Linked DNA regions of Homo sapiens: region 2 is linked to region 1. The links are chromatin loops, found by intact Hi-C in ENCODE. Cell type or tissue: heart right ventricle. All regions are shown on one strand. Links, peaks and the distances in the headings refer to the core of each region. The heading gives the core; the rest is flanking DNA.

What was found. A loop is a pair of places that touch in the nucleus more often than their neighbours do. Peaks named below come from ENCODE experiments on the same cell type or tissue, not always from the same donor. Only the 100,000 strongest peaks of a DNase experiment are listed, where the experiment ranks them.
Region 2: it touches region 1 in a loop (6-fold over the local background); 9 of 110 quality-filtered maps call a loop at or near these places.

What each region holds. Positions count from the first base shown.
Region 1 is chr17:28,973,056-28,975,961 of GRCh38, reverse strand. The region is part of intron 3 of SEZ6 (seizure related 6 homolog); the gene reads left to right. All of the region lies in intron 1 of LOC105371716 (a long non-coding RNA gene), which reads right to left. Among named protein-coding and RNA genes, the nearest start is that of PHF12, 23 kb to the right of the region's middle. In heart right ventricle, for the core only: a CTCF peak has its summit at 2,399; DNase peaks (open chromatin) are centred at 1,231 and 2,331; H3K27ac peaks cover 1,820 bases.
Region 2 is chr17:29,025,993-29,028,898 of GRCh38, reverse strand. No RefSeq gene overlaps it. Among named protein-coding and RNA genes, the nearest start is that of PIPOX, 16 kb to the left of the region's middle. In heart right ventricle, for the core only: no CTCF peak of the experiment used is centred there; no DNase peak of the experiment used is centred there; H3K27me3 peaks cover 1,000 bases.

The sequences.
Region 1 (2,906 bases), core at 290-2,789:
CCCCTGAGGGCTCCAGGCCTTTCCGGGCCTGGCGCCTGCCTCTCTCTGCACTTGGCATTCCAAGAGCCTTCCCACTGCCAGCCTCCATCTTGGCTTGGCTGCTCTCTGTACCATCTGGAGCCTGGGCACAGCTGCCCACAGTCCCTGCCCTCGTGCCCCAGGTGGCTCTGTTGGCACACAGCTCGCCCATGCCAGGCCAGCTGACAGTTTGATAGCCAGAATACCCTGCCCTTCTAAGCCGTGTCAGGACCAGGCCTGATGTGGGCATGGGGTAGGGGGTCAGTTGGGTGGAATTTCTGGACAACTTTATATTTCCTGGCTCTAGGCAGGCTTATCCAAGAGGGATGACAGGGTGCAGTCAGGTCTAGCCCCATGGATTTTGGCCACTGTCCTCATCCCTAAAACAGATCTTACCCCATAAGGTTTTCTGGATAAGTGCCAATTCAGAAGGGCACAGAGTCTGTCTTGTAAGACTGGGGTTTCAGTGTTGGCTCTGCAGCCCACCTCTCTGTGACTGAGCTAAACCCCTGGCCTTCTCTGTGCCTCAGTTTACCTCTCTATAAAGGGAGATTGAACCAGATGATGCACCAGGCTTCTCCTAGCCAGTCCCTTTGAGTGTGGCTCCTTCTCTGGGGTCAGCAAGCTCCCTTATAGGCCTGACTGAGCAGGGGCACCTCAGGTTCTTGGCTCTGCTGCTTGCTTCCTGGCAGCTGCAGAGTCTGGGCCAGGGAGAGGGTGGCTCCAAGGTACAATGCCTCCCAGGCAGAGCCCTGGCAGACCTGAGGGCAAAGTAAGTTCATAGCCGGCTATCATTTCTGCTGCAAATGCCAAGGTTTTACCAGGGTGTGGCCCACATCTCCCCATTAAATGGAAAGATGACTGCTAGCGCTGTGCCCCTCTGTGCTAAAACCCTTACTGGCAGGATCTAACCAAATCCTTACAAACCCATGAAGTAGGTAAACTATCCCCATTTCACAGGCAAAACTGGGGCTCAGAGAGGTCATATGACTTGCCTAAGGCCCCTCAACTGGTCAGTGATTGAGCCGGGATTCAATCCAAGACTCAAAAGCCCCTGTTCTTCCCTTGGCCCAGGAGATAGGCCTGTCTGTGGCACAAGGCAAATCCAAAGTGGGAGACCCAGGCGGAGACCGGTACCTGTCAGGATCTGCCCCAGATGCCCTTTCCCAGTCAGCCCTGCCTGATTCTGGAGGACATCCACTTGGAATTCTCCCAGTTCTGGGGAGGGCCTGGGGTTGCCAGGCACACAAGACAGGACACTGGACCAGGAATCATGAGTCCTGGCCTCGAGTCCTGGCTTTGTCTTGGACTCACTGTGTGACCAAAGAGGATCTCTCAACTTCCCTGATTACAAGGTTCCCTTATCTATAAAGTGCAGGAAAACAGCCTGCCCTGCCTCCCTTATTGAGACTTTATGAGAGCTGAAGAGATAATGGATGTGAAAACTGCGAAGGTTCTTGTGGGAAAATTGTGATTATCCTATGGTTGCTGTGAGGGAGCACGGGTGTGTGAGGGCATGCGAATAGGGTGGTGGTGGCGCCTAGGCATAGTGTGAGAGTTTGGATTGGTGGGTTATTTTCTGCCAGGGGGTGGAAGTGCACGTGCCATGACACGTTTGAGGGGGCTGTGTGCGTGTAAGTGGGCCTGTGTCCGAGTACACACAGGTGATGGTGACCAAGAGAGCCTAGGAGACCTGTAGCCAGCATCTGGGGGTGGGGATCGCACACAAGAGTCATCTTTGAGCTCATCTGCCTATGCCGGGTTGTACTGGTGCAAATGAGTACAAAAACTGTAGTGCCATCTCGTCTGTGGGTTACGCCATTAGGGCACGTGCTGGAGGCCTGACTGACAGCTTCTATGGGGACAGACAGGGCAGATGAGGCTGTTGAGCTAGAGGTTGGCAGAAGACAACCTGAATCCTTCCCACCTCCCATCCTGGAAAGGGCCAGCCTCTCAAAGTGGCTGTATTTCCTCCTTGAGCTGACTCCATGGTCTGCTGGAAGCAGGGCAGTGTTAGACAGCCCAGGGTCCTGGAGGAATTGTCCTCAGCTCCCTCTGCTTTTGTCTTCCCCCTGCCTGGCCCCCAGGTCCCCTCCTGTCACTGGCTATGGGTATGGAAGACAGCCCTCAAGAACAGAGCTGACATTTCAATCTGTCTCCCAGGCTCTACAGATGCCTGCAAATTGCATCAAGACTTCATCACCCCTCCTGTCCGACACCCAGCCCTGTCTGGCCTCTGTCAGCCTGGCCCTCAAACAAGTGACAAATTACATTCCAGCCACTGCAGCAGACCCACAAGAGGGTGCTTGAAACCCAGGGGACCAGAGCTGCACAGACAGCCTCTGGTTGAGAACAGGGAGCCTTCTGGATAGGAGCCACTTCATTCCACACTCTCATCCCAACCCTCACCACTAGACTGGGCCGGGAGCCAGGCCAGCTTGAAAGGGCCATGCCTCCCCTGGACCAGAGGGGGCCAGAGGTCTCAGTCTCAGTTTTCCCAGCTTTACAGACTGCTAGGAGCAAGGGTGGCTGGTGGGAACTCAAATCCCAACATCTTAAAAAAGCCAGGCCAAGCCAAGACCCACCTCCTTGCTAAACCTGGGGGTGCTGAGCTTGGGAATAAAGATGTCTAGATGTTATTTCTACAGAAGATGCCCCCATGAAGTTGGGAGGATAGGGAGCTGCCTTGTCTCAGCAAAGCAAGACTGCTTAACCCCTATGTGACCTTTTGCAAGTTCCTTAGCTTCTCTGAGCCTCTGTTACTGGTGGGTATTTTACCACCTATCTTATAGATTCACGGTGAGGATGAAAAGCACTTAGTACAATACAAGGCTTGACACACTCTATGATGGCAACTGTTGTTACTCTGTCGCTACAGCTTCTCTCTG
Region 2 (2,906 bases), core at 151-2,650, 53 kb before region 1:
GGGTGGTTAAGGCTGCAGTGAGCCAAGATCCCACCACTGCACTCCAGCCTGGGTGACAGAATGAGAGACCCTATCTCAAAACAAAAGGGAGATAAATATTTTATATCACTGATGTTATTCATAAAAATTTGCTATGGGACAGAGTGGGCCAAAGTCCAAAGAAAAAGACCCAAAATATTCCTTCCTCAGGAACAAAAATTAGCCAGGATCAGCTGGGTTAAATACAGGTGTCTGTCACTCCTGCTCTAAAATAGCTCTGGGAAGGGACCCCTCCTTCAGTTCTTCTCCCATAATATCTTGAACCTATCTGTGCCCTGGAACATTCCACAGCACAGCCTGGGTTTCCCTGACCCGGGACCCGCTGGGGCTGGCCCACTCCCCTGGCAGTGTGAACAAGGCTCTGGCGAGTCATGGTTCTGCTGGCCAGGAGGCTGCTGAGGTGGCTTTTTAATCCTCCAGCCATGCCGTCCTAGTGATTGCTTTTATTAGGAAATGTAATGAAAAAGACTATATGAAGCCCCTGCCAGAAAAAAAAAAAAAAATCTAATAAGATTTTGCACCAAGTGTGGCGAGAAAAGAAAGGGGGGAAAAAGCACATTAGGAGTCAGATAATGAGATAAATGAAAGACCGCAGGGAAGATCATTTTTGCAGACTTGCTGGATGGTTGTAAAATTTTTAATTTGCTGAATTCTCTTTTTTCGTTGTCTCTGACTCTTCTCAACTCTTGTCTTTTACTGTCTTTCTGATGGCTGAACGCTTTCTCTCTTTGCCTCTCCCCTTTTCCTTGATTTTTCTGCCTGTTTCAGCTCTTGCCTTGGATATGTGTGTGTGTGTGTGTGTGTGTGTGTGTGTGTGTGTGTGTCTCCTTTCCCCATCCATGGCCAAATCCTGCCTCATGACTTGGGTAGGAGGCTGAGATCTGGACAGCGAGGACCCACCTAGTTAAGGGAAAAAGAGGACAAAGAACTGCCTCTCCCAGCCTTTGCCTTCTAGGGAGTGGCTATGATTCAGCTAAAGAAAGAAAAAGAGGAATAAATCAAGGGAAGGAGGGGGAAAATGGACTATGGAGGGAGGACAGGAGATCAAAGACCAAGGAAGTAAGGAGGAAGAGAAAGCCCCCGCTGCTTCCGCAAATCAATTCCTGGCAATGCCTGCCTCTTCGTCTGTGCTCTAAGCTCCTGAGCAGAATGCCACCTCTGTGGGATGCCAGGCCTGAACAGAAGGGCTCTGGGGCACTGGGCAGGCATGCAGGCCAGGCTGCAGGGACCCCAGGCCTGCCTTGCCCTGAAGAGAGAGGTCTCCCTTCCCCAGGACCACCCTCTCACCATCCACACTTGAAGTCCTCTCCAAAATCTAGTTTCACCGCTTGCTTTGGCAGACTCCTTCCTCCTGTTCCAAACTTGGGAATTCTGAGGTGTCTCTTGGCTGCTGCGCATAAGTCCCAGTTCACAGCTGCAACTTGGGGGACTGAGGGTGGACACAATGAGCAGCTTCCCCACAGGGAGTCAGCAGAGGAAGGAGGCTGGGAAACTGAAGTATAGGAATGAGTGACTTAGGATGGAGACGCACTGCTAGTTATTAGGAACATCCCTCTCACTCCTCGGTCCCTTGTTCCTTCCCCAGTGGGGACTATCCACTCTGTTTCCCTCCCAGAGATGTCATCTCTCTTGGTGCTCTCCCACATGCGAAAGTGTGCTGCTGGTTACTGAGGGAATGGGCGTTTCCTGTACTGGCCATTACAGGAGATAAAAGAGCCACCCAAATCAGTGAAGTCCATGGGAATGAGAGGACCTACTAGAAACCACACACTCTGTACCCTTTGATCAACAGTTCCTCTCTCTCCAACCCCCTCCCTGAGCCTGTGGTGACCATCATTTTTTTTTTTTGAGTTTCGCTCTTGTCACCCAGGCTGGAGTACAGCGGTGCAATCTTGGCTCACTGCAACGTCAGCCTCTTGGGTTCAAGTGATTCTCCTGTCTCCGCCTCCCAAGTAGCTGGGATTACAGGTGCCTACCACCATGCCCGGCTAATTTTTTGTATTTTTTAGTAGAGATGGGGCTTCTCCATGTTGGTCAGGCTGGTCTCAAACTCCTGACCTCAGGTGATCCGCCCGCCTCAGCCTCCCAGAGTGCTGGGATTACAGGCATGAGCCACCGCGCCCAGCCACCATTATTCCACTCTCTACTTCCATGACTTTAACTTTTTTGGATTTCACATATAAGTGAGATCATGTGATGGATTTGTTAATTAGCCTGACTTAATCATTCCACATTGTAAACATATATTGAAACATCAGGCCGGGCACAGTGGCTCATGTCTGTAACCCCAAAACTTTGGGAGGCTGAGAAGAGAGGACCGCTTGAGGCCAGGAGTTTGAGACCAGTCTGAGCAACAAAGCAAGACCCCCATCTCTACAAAAAATAAAACAAAATAAAATTAGCCAGGCACGGTGCGGCATGCCTGTGGTCCCAGCTACTCAGGAGGCTAAGGCGGGAGGACTGCTAGGAGTTCGAGACTGCTGGGAACTATAATCGCACCACTGCACTCCAGCCTGGGTGACAGTGGGACCCTGTCTCTAAAATAAAAATAAAATAAAAGTATCACAATGTACCCCATAAATATATATACAATTATTATTTGTCAATTAAAAATAAAATTTTAATCTGGGCACAGTGGCACATGCATATAGTCCCAACTTCTCAGGGGCTGAGGTGGGAAGATCACTTGATCCCAGGAGTTCAAATCTAGCCTAAGCAATGCAGCAAGACCCCATCTCTTAAAAAGCAAACAAACCAACCAATACTTTTTTTTTTTAATTTAGAAAAAAGAAGAACTCAGGCAAAAGACCTGGTGGAATCTGATATGCATCAACGGTACTCTGGGGGGTCTCAGGGAAGCTTCCACG